2 separate regions of the Mus musculus genome follow, and region 2 is linked to region 1. Evidence: chromatin loops called from intact Hi-C (ENCODE). Cell type or tissue: left cerebral cortex. All regions are shown on one strand.

Evidence for each region. Hi-C counts contacts between places; a loop is a spot of excess contacts. Peaks named below come from ENCODE experiments on the same cell type or tissue, not always from the same donor. Only the 100,000 strongest peaks of a DNase experiment are listed, where the experiment ranks them.
Region 2: a loop joins it to region 1, with 4 times the contacts of the local background. A loop is called at or near these places in 7 of 42 quality-filtered maps.

What each region holds. Positions count from the first base shown.
Region 1 is chr1:125,773,739-125,781,738 of GRCm38, reverse strand. All of the region lies in intron 1 of Gpr39 (G protein-coupled receptor 39), which reads right to left. Among named protein-coding and RNA genes, the nearest start is that of Gm41943, 64 kb to the left of the region's middle. In left cerebral cortex, no CTCF peak of the experiment used is centred here; DNase peaks (open chromatin) are centred at 1,345 and 3,457.
Region 2 is chr1:125,608,542-125,616,541 of GRCm38, reverse strand. No RefSeq gene overlaps it. Among named protein-coding and RNA genes, the nearest start is that of Slc35f5, 52 kb to the right of the region's middle. In left cerebral cortex, no CTCF peak of the experiment used is centred here; no DNase peak of the experiment used is centred here.

The sequences.
Region 1 (8,000 bases):
GATGTGCCCTTCTAGGCTCAAAGCTAACCATGGGGTAGGGGGTGTCCAAGTTGCCAGTGAGGAATTGAACCACGGCAGGTAGCTTGCTGGTTAAGGCAGAATTATCATAGAGGATAACAATGGTCCCTTTCTGTGAGTGATGGGTTGTGGAGAAAGCATTCCTGGAGTTGGTTACCCAGTTTTCTAGGAAAACTGAAGCTTGCTCAGTTCAATTCTTCATGGGTGCTATGGGAGGGGAGCATCATTGGTCCCCTGTTAACTAGTGCAGCGGCTGCCATCATTAGTCACTAAGCCGGCAGCAGAGCTTCCTGATCATGGGCACAATTAAGAGGAGGCCGGGGTGCTGCGTGCTGCTTAAAATAGACTTCTGCACTTCATGAGTATCAGTTCACTTTCTCATGATGTAGGTTTATGAAAGGGGATTGATCTCTCTCTCTCTCTCTCTCTCTCTCTCTCTCTGTGTGTGTGTGTGTGTGTGTGTGTATGTGTGTTCGCATGTATACTAGTGTGTATGTGTGTGTGTGTGTGTGGCCAGAGTAACCTCAGCAATTGTTCCTTGGGCACCATCCACTTTGGTGGCTCATTGAGACAGGATCTCTCTGACATGGAACTTGCCAAGTAGGCTAGGCTGGCTAGCCAGCAAGACCCAGGGAAACAATGTTTCCATTTCTCTAGAGCGAGGACTAAAAAGGCATATCATCCACCCCCCCAGCTTTTCTTCCTAGTGGGCTCTGAGGCTCGAACCCAGGTCCTTATGTGTGCAGAGCAAGTACTATAGTGACTAAGACATCCCCCCCACCCCCAACTTGAGTTTATTGAAGCCTCCAGAAGATGTCAGCTGTGATCTGCTTGAACTCATAATGAAAATAATGCCTTATAAAGCTCTTGGTATGTCCCAAACTCCTTCTCTAGGTCCTGGGTACCCTGCCTCTCCACAGTGCCCCCCCCCAAGCACAGAAAAGGAAACCAAAGACCAAACCCTCCAGATGATCTGCCCAAGGTCACCCAAACACAGCTTGGAGTGGCTCTCCTCCTCTTCTCCTCCTTTGCTAAAGCAGTTCTCACTGATGGCTGGTGGAGTCTCCACAGTGAAAACTGAACAATGGAAGGACATAGTATTTCATTCTGTGAGCTATCAGAACTCAATTTAATGGATTCTTCACTTTTCTGCTACGATTGTCCCATTCACAGAAGGAGTTAAGATGCTTTTATATAACGATGACAGGAGCCCGTCTTTCACTTTCTCCATTTTTGAATGACCTTAATTGGCAAAAACTAAGTAGGTGAAGTGTGAATCTCCAAGCATGTGCTGTCTCTCCCCCTCCTTCCTTTCCAGCACCATACCCACCTGCCTGGACCATCTGTAAGTAAGGATGGCTCAGGGTAATCTGTGCTGATGGAGACAGCTGTGGTAGTTCCTTGAGGGAACACCATCCTGCACCCAGAACAGAGAGGGCTCCTCTATCCAGTGGAACTGCAGCTCAGTATCCGACATCTCTTCAGCTTCTGACCATTTGTGTTCGTTTCCCAGATGGTTGCCGTTCTCTCTGAGTGGCTGTTCCTGAATTGGATGCCAGGGAACTCTGCTTCCTGGTCCAATTGTCATAAAAAATGAATAGTGTCTTCCATGGTGCAGGGGTGAAGCAGGTTGGCTCAGACGTGATACTACTACCTAGTGATAAATCTGGCATGGCTCCACACTGACCGTGCACTTAGCCAGCCTGGCTGCTCATTATCTCTCCCTGGCTCTGCTCCCCCTTCCATTAAATTGGAATTATAATACCTGCTTCATGGGGTAGTTGCAAAGATTAAATGAAATCTGGGGGAGGGTGTATATGTGGAAGCCAGAGGATGCCAGGTGTCCTGCAAACCATTCTCCATGTTATTCCCTTGTGACAGGATCTTTCACTGAACCTGGAAGCTGCCATTTATCTATCTATCTATCTATCTATCTATCTATCTATCTATCTATCTATCTATCTATCTATCTATCTATTTGTCTAGGCTAACTGGCCAGCAAGCCCCGAAACCCTCCCTCTCAACTTGAGCTCCACCTACCCTCATCACTAGGATTACAGCCACTCCCAGACTTTTACATAGGTGCCGGGGATGTTCAGGTCCTCATACTTGGTCTACAAGTACTCTTTTCCATGTAGCTGACTCCCCATCCCTAAATGCATTAATAGATTTTTTTAAAAATCACAATGTGTATCCTATAAAATGCACTCAGATGTCAGCAGCTGTGAGTACTCAGTTCTTTATAATCACCCAGCTGATGTCTATCACCCACCGGGGCAGGGCAGGGTCTAGGGAGACAGAAATGGGTGAAGTCAAGTCCTGCCTTTCCAGAACTACCAGCAGATAATTGGTGGATGACTGCATTAAAGGACACTGAAGCCAGAGAAAAACAGGCAACACTGACGGCCTTCCTAGAGAAAAATGTGTGTGCTGTGTGTCACTCAGGCCAGTCAGGGATAGGGACTTCTGCCACCACCACCAGCTCACACCCTACCCAACACCACCACCAGCTCACACCCCACCCAACACCATCCACATGTGTAGGGGCCATGGTAACTTTTTGATTCACCACAGCTGTTGACACATAACAAAAGTTGGGGTGGGGAATAAGAGTCCCATACTTGAATTATAGCCTCCCAAAGTAATCCTTGTCGGTCTTCCTCCTTCACAAGTGCTTTGGGAGATGGGAAAGAATCTCAAGTTCCTTTCGAGGCACGTACAGAAGAAGGGACCCCCATCAAATGAATGAAGACAGTACATTACAAATGGAAATTAAGCCCTGCCAGATTTTCTTTCTATACAAATGGCTGGTCAGTCCTCAGTGTCACATTAGCTAATTTGTTCAATGAGATGAGCAAGAAAAGGGAGAAACATTTCTAGAGATTGAAGGGAGGTGTGCAGTGTGGCAAAATTAACTGTGCCAAAAGGTCTTTGCCTCTTTCTTTAGAGGAACTATGGAATTCTGCCTTGAATTTCTGATTCTCAGGCCCCCTGCTCCCCAGTTCTGTGTCTGTGGGTATGCGCCATTATACCTGTTTTATGTGGTGCTAAAAATGGAACCCAGAGCTTCATGCACACTAACAAATATGCTACCAGGTAAATTATATCCCTGGCCCTCAGCTGCTGGTGCTAATTCTTGAACCAATCCACAGAACAAGATATAAAGCTCTATGGTGCAAGGCAGAGGCAAAAGGCAGTACTTAACAAGAGGGCAAGGTCCCTCCTCCTCTCATGTAGTCCACATCTGAGTAGCCAACATGGATGGGTAAGCAAGGCAGGAAAATGGGAGTCAATGTGAGGAGCATTGTGCACTGTGACAATAAAGCCTACTATCAACCTGACTGGATGGAAATCACCATAGAAACACTGTGCGTGTGCCTGTTGAGATGTCTACAGAAAGGTTTAATGGAGTAAAAAACCACCCACCCTTAATGTGGGTGGCACTATCCTGGGGACTGTGGTCCTGAACTAAATAAAAAGAATAAAGAGACCAGAGCACCTCTCACTTTGTCCTGGCTGTGAACAGTGTGACCAGCCTTCTCGCTCCTGATGCCATGCCTTCCAAGCCATGGTGGGCCACACCCTTCACATTGTGAGCCCAGCAAGCCATTCCTTTCTTCCCTGTTTCCTGTCAGCTACATACTTTCAGCACCAAGGAAAGCAGAAGATATATCCATCCAGTATTTAGTCTATTTCCCTCATATCCTACCAACCCTCTCCATATATATATGAAGTATAGTCCCATATGTGAATATATATATTATATACATGGGCATACATGTCATTCTTTTTAACTGAACTCCAAGTGTGTTAAGATGATGTTTCACAAGCTCTTCTTGGGGTAACAGAGGCCATATCACAGTGTCCCTGTGATTGTTAGGCAAGCAGAGAGTACTGGGTGGTTGTCTAAGAAGAAGTCTCAACATCTGGTTGCTTTGTCCTAGATTCCTCATACACCCCTCTTGTCCCTGCTTGGAAGACAAAGCTGCTTTGTGATCCTGAAGATGATATACATTTGCTAAGATCATGACAAGGGACAAACAGGCCAGACAGACACAAACATATACCAGCCCAGCGGCCCATTTCTAGGCTTACTAGATGGGAGAGGAAGAACTCCCAGTATTGTTGGAGACACTGCCTTTGTTTTCCCCCTGTTCCTCACACTGCAATTCTTAGCTGATTCAGGTCTCTGCCTCTGGCCCCTTCCTCTGTATTTCTTTCCTTTCACAGAGAAACACAGATATTTGCTGGACACCAGCATCTGCACACCTACTGAGTATCAGCTACTGTGTCGGGCTTAGAAGTTTCCAAATAGGTATGCAGCAGCACAGAGGAAGGGTGCACAAGCAGGCATTATGCTTATAAATATCCCAGTGCCTGCCTGGAGTGGGGTGAAAGGGCTTGGAGATGGGTTCCTGAAGAGAGTGGAGCCCAAGGAGGGCTTTACAAAAGAAGTGGATCAAAATTTGATGAAGGAGAAGCCAGAGGAAGAAAGAGGAAGCATTTGGTTATAGAGCCTTGGGGGAAGTGGAGTTGGAGAGCATAAATCAGAAGTTATTGGAGGAAAAAAGGCAGGCAGAGGAGGGAAGGAACCAGCAGGGATAGAACACAGGACAGCCTGCGTAACTCTGTTAGAAGAGCTGGGAGATGGTCCAGAGGTGAAAGTGCTCGCCGCACAAATATGAGGCTAGAGACCAGATCCCAGAAGCCGTGTAAAATGCCGTATGAGTATAAATTGTGGCTTATAAATCCAGCCTCAGAAAGCGAAGATAGGGGGTCCTGAATGGTAGTTGGCTACAGACCAGCTCTATCAATGAGCTCTGGGTTTGATTGCGAGACCTTGTCTCAATGAAACAAGGTAGAAGAGAGATCAAAGATGATTCCCAACACTAACCTTGGGCTCCTAGTTACACATGTACACATGTCTACCCACACACTTGATATAATGGCAGATCTTGGTCACCAACTTGACGGAACTGGAAAGAGAGAAACTCAACTGAAGAGTTGTCTCCATCACATCAGCCCGTGGTCATGTGTTGGGGACATTTTTTGTGACTTTTAGTTGCTGTTGGAGTTCACTGGTATAGGCAGGTGGGCCTGGGCTGTAGAAGAACAGCCACTGAACAGGAGCCTGGGGATGAAGCAGCAAGCAGACTTCCTCTGTGACTTCAGCTTCAGTCTCTGCCTGAGCTCCTGCCCCATTGCCCTCTGGGAAGGACTGTGACCTGAAAGCATGATGTGGAATAAAGCCATTTCCACAGCTTGCTTTTGATCAGAGTGTTTTATCAAAGCAACAGAAAGCCAACGAGGATGCATGCAAACACAACCACGCATGCACTGCACACATGCAAATGAACAAACAATAATATACTCTCAAATCTGAGGGTATATTTAACCATGTGTAGTGGGATTGCGTTAGATTTTGGAGAGCTCTCTCCGATTCCTGTCCTGCTGATAAACTTGAGGGGAGCCAGGGGAGGACCTAGGAATCATGTACTTATTCTGAAAGAAGATGGTACCTGTGTCTGTAACACCAGAAGGCTGCCTTGACTATAACCACCTATAAGGGCCCACAGGAGGAGGCCCCTCGGTGGCTCTTCCCCACTGACCTGCTCCCAGGATCTCATTTCATTAGTGTGTCAGGTGCTCCTGGAGAACCTCCTGCCCCAGGCCCATAGGGCTCCATGCTCACAGGACACGTCTGCTAGTTTGCAATCATCAGATTCAGTGACAAACAGGATCCATATACGATGCCTCAAAATGCCCATTAAACTTTTATGATATGGAACAATTAAAATAGTCTCCTAGACTTGAGTATGAACTTCCTTCGGGAACCCCGCTGAGGAGATAAAGCAGCAGCAGGCTCTAGTCCTCAGGCGTGCGTGTTGGCGGTATGCTTCAGGTTGGACTTGATAGCAAAGCACGCGTACTCATTAGGAGTTGTAATTTAAAAAATAAATATATATATATACTTTTCACAGCAATGGGTAATAGTCATGATAACAAACAAGTGTGTGTGTGTGTGTGTGTGTGTGTGTGTGTGTGTGTGTGTGTGTACTTGTGGAACCATGGGAGGGAATCAGGTGTCCCGCTCTATTACCCTCTGCCCTATTCCCTTCTCACTGAATTGGAAGCTCAGCGTTTTGATTGACTAGCAAACACACTGAGCCCCCACTGTGCTACAGGTACACGGGGCCATATGCAATGCTGAGAATTTGAACTCACATTTTCATCCTCGCAGAGCATAGCAGGCACTCTCCTCCACTGAGCCATCTCCTCAGCCTACCAACCTCCTTTTTACGAGGCTACAATTGGAAGCATCAAGCCCTGATAACGAGGAAATGAGATATTTATGAGGACCTGTTCTGCCTTTATTGGTGTGAAGGTAGAGATGGTGTCAGGAGGAGCTGTAAGCAATTCATAGGGATTGTAAATTTGCCAATGATATGCAAGACTATAAAAACTCAAGTGTAGGCTCTGCATGCTGTCCACAGCCAAGGACTAACCTAAGCCTTGCCCACCAGACCCCCAACTTGCAAAGCCCCAAGCAACAAGTAGAGATTCATTATAGGCAAAAACAAAATTTCAGTCTGTCCCATATGCCAGCCATCAGTCACATGTGAGCATTATTCATTGGAAATAAGGCTACAGAGAATTAAGACGTGCTGTAAATGTAAAATGTGAACAAGATTTTGAAGACGGATTCAAAGAGGAATGTAAACTTATGTCTTCATATTTTAACACTGTCTAGATACTGAAATCATTACACCTTGACTATATTGAGCTAAACAAACAAACAAAATGTTAAAGTTAACATCACCTGGATCGGGGCTGCTAGTTCAACTAGTCAAATATTTCCTGTGCAAGTGTGAGGACCTGAGGTGGGGGGGTGGGGGAAGAACTCAGATAAAATAGCTGAGTGTGGTGGTGTGCATCTATGACCCCAGTGATGGGAAGGCAGGGACAGAAGGAACACTCGGTCATGCCAGCCAGCCAATCTAGCCTATTAGTAAGCTCCAGGTTCATTGAGAGGCCTTTTCTCAAAATAAGGTAGAGAGAGCCTTGAGGGAAAGCCGAGCTGCTAAAATGCTTGGCATGCAAGCAGGAAGACTAGAGTTTAGACCACCAGCATCTATGGGAATGTAGGGCAGGGATGTTGGCTCACCTCTAACTCCAGTACTCAGGAGGTGGAGATGAGTGATCCCTGGGGCAGGAGGGCTGGCAAGAACAGACCAATCAGTGAGCTGGACTCTGACTTAATATATAAAGTGCAGAGTGATTAAGGAAATCACTCAATAGCAACCTTTGGCCTCTACATACACATATGTACATACACACTTAGACACATGCCCCACATAAGTTTACACATCATTGAGGAAGACATCCAACTTTGACATTTTTATTTCATACATGCACATACATGTACATATATATCCTCACACACATATATACATGGATACACAAACATGCACAAACAAATTTAAGTCTACTTTATTTCTTTCCGTTTGTAAAAACTGTGTTGGGAGGTAGACTTAGTTCAGTGGTTAAGAACATTTGCTGCTCTTACAGATGACCTGTGTCTGGTTGCCAATGCTTATGTGTAACAGCTCACAATTACATGTAATTACATGTGGTAATTCTAGTTCCAGGGGGTACAGTATCTTCTGGCTTCTGAACTTATACATGTACATCAAAACACACACACACACACACACACACACACACACACACACACACAAAGTAAAAACAAACCTTTAAAACTGTGTTTGCTGGGGAAATTTCAAGGATGCATGAAGCTTCCAGCATTTCTATGGGCTATCTAGACTCCATAGTTCATACAGAAGCCGATTATCGAGGACCAGTGAGCAGAGGCACCAGCTCTGAGACATGTAGTAATTCACTAGATTCTGGCTCACCAGAGGACACAGCTGTCAAGGAGCCCATGCCCAGGGCAAGCAAGACAACCCTGAAGGTCCCGCATC
Region 2 (8,000 bases), 170 kb after region 1:
CTCTTTCTGTGTGTGTGTGTAAAACCATCTTGCATGTGCCTATGGTAAAGCTTAATTTATTAATTAGCACAATAAGAGATGAATAATAATAACAATAACAGAAAATAAAACAACAGGCTGGGGCTATGGGTCAGTTGGTAGAACGCTTGCCTAGCATACATAAGCCCTGGGTGCCCTCTGCAGTATAGCATAATTCAGCATGGTGGGGCATTACTACAATGCCAGCACGGGGGAGGTGGAGGCAGAGCATCAGAAGTTCAAGGGCATCCTCAAACTACATACTGAATCTCTCTCTCTCTCTCTCTCTCTCTCTCTCTCTCTGTCTCTCTCTCTCTCTCTCTCATGTGTGTGTGTGTGCGTGTGTGTCCCTCTTTTTCTTCAAATATGTGTATTTATATAATGTAAATGTATAAAATAATTATAATAATAACTATAATAAAATTAGCAGAATTCTTATGACCTGGGGATGTTATCAATTAAACAAAGGTAGTCTGACTGCAGTGCCCCAACTGCCAGTCTCTTACTGAAATGACTGACAGCTGAAGGATGCACTGGACAATGCTATGACTCATGTCCCAAGCATGGCAGAGCTGAGCGACATGATATTTCATCATGTTTAATGTCAGGCAATAAACAGTCACGAATTGCTTGTTTCTTAAATTTTGCAGCTCATCTTTTTGAGCATGGTCAGCCATGAACACTAAAACCACTGGAAGTGGAATGTAGGTAAAGAGAGACAACTGCAGTGTGACCTTAAACACGGTACCATATGAAAAGCCATACATGAAAACTCCTGCTTCTCGACACTCCGGCTCCCCAGAAATGACACGTTTTAGTATCCCTTAGAGTGTTTGAAGAAGATGGTTTGGGGGAAACAAAAATTTAGGAAAATAGCAAGAAGGCATTGTCTTAGTCAGGGTTTCTCTTCCTGGACAAACATCATGACCAAGAAGCAAAGTTGGGGAGGAAAGGGTTTATTCAGCTTACACTTCCACATTACTGTTCATCACCAAGGAAGTCAGGACTGGAACTCAAGCAGGTCAGGAAGCAGGAGCTGATGCAGAGGCCATGGAGGGATGTTCTTAACTGGCTTGCTTCCCCTGGCTTGCTCAGCCTGCTCTCTTATAGAACCAAGACTACCAGCCCAGAGATGGCACCACTCACAAGGGGCCTTTCCCCCTTGATCACTAATTGAGAAAATGCCCCACAGCTGGATCTCATGGGGGCACTTCCCCAACTGAAGCTCCTTTCTCTGTGATAACTCCAGCTTGTGTCAAGTTGACACAAAACTAGCCAGTACAGGCATGTAGAGTGAAGAAAGGAGAAAGCAGATGCACATGAGGGGAGAGAAGGGGAGCAGGACCAGGAGGACAGGTGGGAATAGAAAGTGTCAGACACAGGCCAGTGTGGAGGGCAGAGGCCATGAGAATAGAAAGTGTCAGACGCAGGCCAGTGTGGCTAGCACTTCTTGGCACTGACCATCCCAAGAGGGCTCTCTGTTTCCTTGCTCTCTTTCTTTCAAGAATATCTGTCCTTACTGGTCCTACCAGTCATACACGTTCTCCCGTACCTTGTGCCTCATAGCCCCAGATGGTGGGGGATGAGAGAGGTGAAGCTGGGCCAATGGTGAGAAACCCATGCCAAAGGATGTTCAGATTTGGGGTAATCATACATGTCCTGCTTGGTACCAACTCAGAAGTACCAGTACCAGGAATGGGTTACCCCTCGGTACTTTTTATAAGTCAATCCTCTTGATAAGGGCAGGGGATGAGCATGGCTGTTGTCTTCTAGTCACAAAGGAGGAAACCAAAGCACCAAGAGGACCAGATCCAAGACCCAGGAGTCTGGCCTCCAAGGGCATCTGCTACTACATCCTCAGAGGACCCAGCATACCAATGAAAGGCAATCCTCAACTGATTTGTATGTTTACCTAGCAAGATCCAGTAGATCTATGACAACATTCAACTACAATTTTATCACGGCTGATAGCACTGTATTCTTTGAGAATCTTGAGGCTGGCATAGATACACAGGCTTGCTTCCCAAGTGAGTCCCTGTGCTTGTAAGGGAAGCACTGCAGTCACTGAGCTATCTCCTCGGCTCTCCCCCCAAAGTTTTAAATTTGGGTGCATGTATGCACATGTGTGCACATGTGCACACGTGTGTGTGTGTGTGTGTGTGTGTGTGTGTGTGTGTATGTGTGTGCGTGTGTATGTGTGTGCGCACGTGTGAGTGTGTGCATGTGTGTGTGTGTGTGTGTGTGTGTGTGTGTGTGTGCATGTGCGTGTGCGCATGCGTGCCTCTGTGTGTGTGTGTGTGTGTGTGTGCGCGTGTGTGTGTGTGCGCGTGTGCATGCGTGCGTGCGTGCGTGCGTGCGTGCGTGCGTGCGTGCGTGCGTGCGTGTGTGTGTGTGTGTGTGTGTGTGTGTGTTGAGGGGTGCATTTGTGAATGCAGGTGAGTGTGGAAGCCAGAGGAGAACCTTTAGAAGGAGCTTTGTTTCTGCCGGGTTTTTGTACATGTAAACACTGTCAAGCTGTGAAAGAAAGTGGCTGGAGGTGTGTTTGGTGTGAGAGGTGAGCAATAAAGTACCTGCACATTCTCAAAAAAAAAAAAAAAAAAGAAGGAGCTTTGTTCTTTAACTCTGTTCTTACGTGGGTTCCAGAGGTTGAACTCAGCACATCAGGACTCAGTAGCAACTTTTACTCACAAAACCATCGCATAGGTCCCTGACATTTTTTTCTTTTTAATTTGCATAGCATTTTAGTTTGTTCTGTGAGAATGGATGCATGGGTGCCTGCCATGGTGCAGATGTGGATGTCAGAGGAGTGTGTTTGGGGATCAATCACAGGTTGTCAGGCTTAGTGGCTTTGTAGTAGCTTTTCCTGCTTGAGACAACTTACTGATCCCAAAACAATTTGTTGCTGTTGAGACAGAGTCTCTCTGTGTAGCCCTGGCTGGCCTGGAACTCACAGACATCCACCTGCTTCTATCTCTCGAGTGCTGGAGTTAAAGGTATGTACCACCATGCCCAGCCCCCAAATGATTTTTTTTTCTGGAGAATTAAGAGAGAAAAAGTACCCTTTCAGAAAGGCTGGATAAAACTGCATCGGTGTTCCTAAGGGCTGGTGGGAAATGTCAAGGCAGACAGCTTTAGAACCAGTTAAAGGCAAGGGCACACTTTCCAAATGTGCCAAGAGTCAATCGCAGGTGACAAAGGTCTCATCTGTATCTGAGTCCCCCCATCCCCGAGCTACAAGACAGAACTGAGGTTGCACATCAAAGGTGTTCCTCTCAAAGGCTCCTGTGCCCCATCGCCCAAGGACAGCAATACGAAGTGTGTGGTGGCAGACTTCATATTACCTCACTGGAAGGACAGCAGCCACAGCGTCCCTCAGACTTGTCGTTCTCCAGGGAGAGGACTTCTACAGCGTCTCTCCACTGAGACTCTAGTTGTCCAAACCTTCCATGTGATGTTTGCTCATTCCTGGGTGACCAAAGCAAGGGCCATTAGTTCAGCTTCCTGGGGACCAGTTTGAGGCTTTGATCTGTGGCCATAGATCACAGCTCTGCTGTGACTATTTAGTGCCTTAGTAGCCACGAGGAGCCAGGTAATGAAGTGAGTCAGTAGTCACGTGATAACCAGGGGAGGCTGTTTTCTTGTCTTCCTTCTCTGCCTTTTCCCTCAACAGGAGGCTGTGAGTGTGTGTGTGTGTGTGTGTGTGTGTGTGAGACAGAGAGAGCTAGAGACTGTGTGTGTGTATATGTGTGTGTAAGAGAGAGAGAGTGTGTGCATGTGTAATAGTGTATATGTGCGGTATAAACATGTATTTGCTCAGGGTATGGAGGCATGAAGGTCTCTACCTGCGTTGTTTGCATATCTGCAGGATTAATTCCTTGAGGTAGAACTGGGAAGGGTGTGAACCTGTGATCGGTGATCAGCACATTGATTCTTCATAGACCTTGCCTTTATTTCTCTCCTCTGTGGAAGTTTTTCAACTTCCATCACACATCATCCATCACACAAAGTAGGAACGGAGACCTACTTGCATGAACCAGGTAATAAAATGCTTACAAGAAAACACAGGGATGAGTCTTCACTGTCTTAGATTTTTACAATGGGTGTCTAGGGATGATGTGAAAAGGCCAGAAGTCAAATGGAAAGCAGATGAAATAAACTTCATGAAAGTTTAAAACTTTTGTGTACCAAAGTGAAGACAACCTACCTAATAGGAGACCATGTTTGCCAGTGCTCCAGCCAGTGCTCCATCTGTTCTGGGTTGTCCTGCTTAGCTTCAACTGTCAATCTGACACAGCCTAGGGTCATCTGAAAGGAAGGTCTCAACTGAGGAATTGTCTCCATCAGGCTGGCCTGTGGGCATGTCTATGAGGGCATTGCTTTGACTGCTAATTGATACAAGAGGCCGAGCCATCCCCATAGGCTCAGTGCCCTGGGCAGATGATTTTGAATTCTACGTGAAAGCTGGTTGAGAATACGCTGGCCTGAAGAGCCAGCTCGTATCCAGCATCCTCCACAGTTCCTACTGGATGGCTTTTGCTGTGCCGTGAGTTTCTTTTCCAAGGTAGTGTTGTATGGAAAAGCAAGCAGGCCTGCCTTCAAGTTTGTGCCTTGAATTCTGGCCTCGAGTCCTCACAACGATGGACTGTGGTCTGGAATTGCAAGCTGGAAGAGTCTCTTTTCCTCCTCTGAGCTGCATTTGCTCAGGTTGTTACTCACGGCACCATAGTGGAACCACAACAGATGCCAGGGCACTGCTTCGTGCCTCTGAGCTGCATTTGCTCAGGTTGTTACTCACGGCACCATAGTGGAACCACAACAGCACTGCTCCGTGCTTTCTTAGAGTCTGCCCATCTACTCTGTAGCCACGAGTCAGATTGAGCTAGCAGCCAAAGAATGCATACAGCCCTTGCCGCTCAGCTTCCCAGGAACTCCCTTCAAGTGCAGACCAAAGGCTGGCCCACTGTTCACCTTCTCATAGCACTGCCTAAGCCAATATCACTCTAAATCATCCTAGGGTATCAGCTATCAGGCCAGCCTGATGTCCAGTGGTGTTACTCAAGATGGCTTCTCCTTGGCTGTTTGCTCTGTCCTGCCCTACTTTGCTTGCAGAGTCCTCTGCTTCCTACCTAGTCCTCTCTCCCAGCCTGGTGCTCCATGCCCCTTGTGGCCCTGTGATGTGGTGTGTCCCCTCCCCACTTTGAAGGCACTGGCTTCTTATCATCCAGTCGTCTCTATGAATTAAATCCTGCACGTACGGGGAGACAAGTGCCCAGGATATACAAAGAAGTGCCACAACTCAACAACTAAAAGATAACTGAATTTAGGAATGATCAAAGAACTTCAGTCAGTGTTTCTCCTAGAATTACATAGAAATAGCCTATATGCTCAGGAAAAAAAAATACTTAGCATTCAGGGTCATTAGAGAAATGCAAACACAGACCTCAAGGCCCCTGACAGTAGATGGACCATCAGCCCTGAACTTTATGTCTAAAATAATTCCCTTGTAGTGAGAATGTCACAACAACAGCCACGGGCACAGGAACCTGGCTGGTCATATTGCATCTTAAGACAGAAGGTAGGTCTAGGCTATAAAACTCAAGTGACTCACTTCCTCCAGGAAGGTTCTACCACCTGAAGATTCTAGAGCCTTTCAGAGCAGTGTCACTACCTGGAGATGAGTGGTCAAATGCTGAGTATTATGGGAGACATGTCACATTCAGACATAATCACTGTCATATTAGCTGGGGTTCTAGAGGAACAGGACCAGTGGGGCCTGTCTGCTCACTTCCCCGATTGCTGAAGATGAAGGCTGAGTTCCATGATGAACTATGAGCAAACTGGAGATTCAGAGGCTGGAGTCAGCACAGTGTGAACTCCTGAGAGTCAGAGAGCTGATGGTGTGGGAACCTCTCCCGGGAATCAGGAAGCCCTTGCTCAAGGGGTCAAGCAGAACTAGCTCAAGCCCCCTCTGCTTTTAGACTCTATCTAAGCCTTCAATAAACTAGATGACCTCACATACCCTCGAGAATCCTTTATTCCTTCCATCCACTTATTCTGGTGTTCCCCTATCTGGGAACACCCTCACAGACACACCCAGAAAGGAACATTTAACCACCTATCTATGGATCTAGTGGCCCAATCAAGACAGCACTTAAAATTAAACCATCCTAGGCACAGAAGAACAACAGAAATCAAGAATCACAATGATATGCCACTTCAGCATGCTGGGATATCCTAATGAAAAATAAAGTCTGGCTGAGGAGATGGCTCAGTCAGTAACGTGCTTGCCTTGCATGCAGAAGACCTGAACTAAATCCACCAGAACTCACATTTTAAAAAAAGGCATGTCAGCTGAGGGGGTGGACACAGGAGGATTCCTGAGTCTTGCTGACTGGCTAGCCTAGACTATTAGGTAAGTCTAGAGTCAGTGAGAGATGCCTTCTCATAAGAATGAGGGGAATGTATGCCAGTGCCTGGCAAACACATAAGTGGATGCTCACAGTCATCTATTGGATGGAACTCAGGGCCCCCAATGGAGGAGCTAGAGAAAGTACCCAAGGAGCTAAAGGGATCTGCAACCCTATAGGTGGAACAGCAATATGAAATAATCAGTACCCCCAGTGTTGTGTCTCTAGTTGTGCATGTAGCAGAGGATGACCTAGTCGGCCATCAATGGGAGGAGATGCCCTTGGTCTTGTGAAGATTGTATGCCCCAGTACAGGGGAATGCCAGAGCCAGGAAGCAGGAGTAGGTGGGTGGGGGGAGGGTATAGGTGACTTTCGGGATAGCATTTGAAATGTAAATTAAGAAAATATCTAATAAAAATATTGTTAATACATGCTCCACTATGTTCATAGCAGCCTTATTTATAATAGCCAGAAGCTGGAAAGAACACAGATGCTCTTCAACAGAGGAATGGACACAAAAAAAATGTGGTACATTTACACAATGGATACTACTCAGCTATTAAAAGGAATGAATTTATGAAATTCCTAGGCAAATGGTTGGACCTGGAGGGCATCATCCTGAGTGAGGTAACACAATCACAAAAGAACTCAAATGATATGTTCTCACTGATAAGTGGATATTAGCCCAGAAACTTAGTATACCCAAGATATAAGACAATTTGCAAAACACATGAAACTGAAGAAGAACGAAGACCAAAGTGTGGACACTTTGCCTCTTCTTAGAATTGGAAACAATCACCCATGGAAGGAGTTACAGAGACAAAGTTTGGAGCTGAGACAAAAGGATGGACCATCTAGAGACTGTCATATCCAGGGATCCATCCCATAATCAGCTTCCAAACGCTGACACCATTGCATACACTCGCAAGCATTTGCTGAAAGGACCCTGATATAGCTGTCTCTTGTTAGACTAGGCTGGGGCCTAGCAAACACATACGTGGATGCTCACAGTCAGCTATTGGATGGATCACAGGGCCCCCAATGGAGGAGCTAGAGAAAGTACCCAAGGAGCTAAAGAGATCTGCAACCCTGTAGGTACAACAACATTATGAACTAACCAGTACCCCGGAGCTCTTGACTCTAGCTGCATATGTATCAAAAGATGGCCTAGTCGGCCATCACTGGAAAGAGAGGCCCATTGGATACGCAAACTTTATATGCCCCAGTACAGGGGAATGCCAGGGCCAAAAAGTGGGAATGGGTGGGTAGGGGAGTGGGGGGGAGAGTATGGGGGACTTTTGGGATAGCATTGGAAATGTAATTGAGGAAAATACGTAATAAAAAATATTTTTTAAAATGCTGTTAATAAAAAGCAAAACAAAAGAAACAAAAAAAGAATGAGGTGAATGCTACCTGAGGAATATGTGTGAGATTTCCCTTTGGCCTCCACACAGATCAGGGTTCTATGTGTGCTAAGCGAGCGAGCGTGCTACCACCTGAGCTTCATCCCTAACCATACAAATAAAATTTAAGGAAGAAAGAGTGTTATCCTCCCAGGAGTGAGATGCCAGTTTA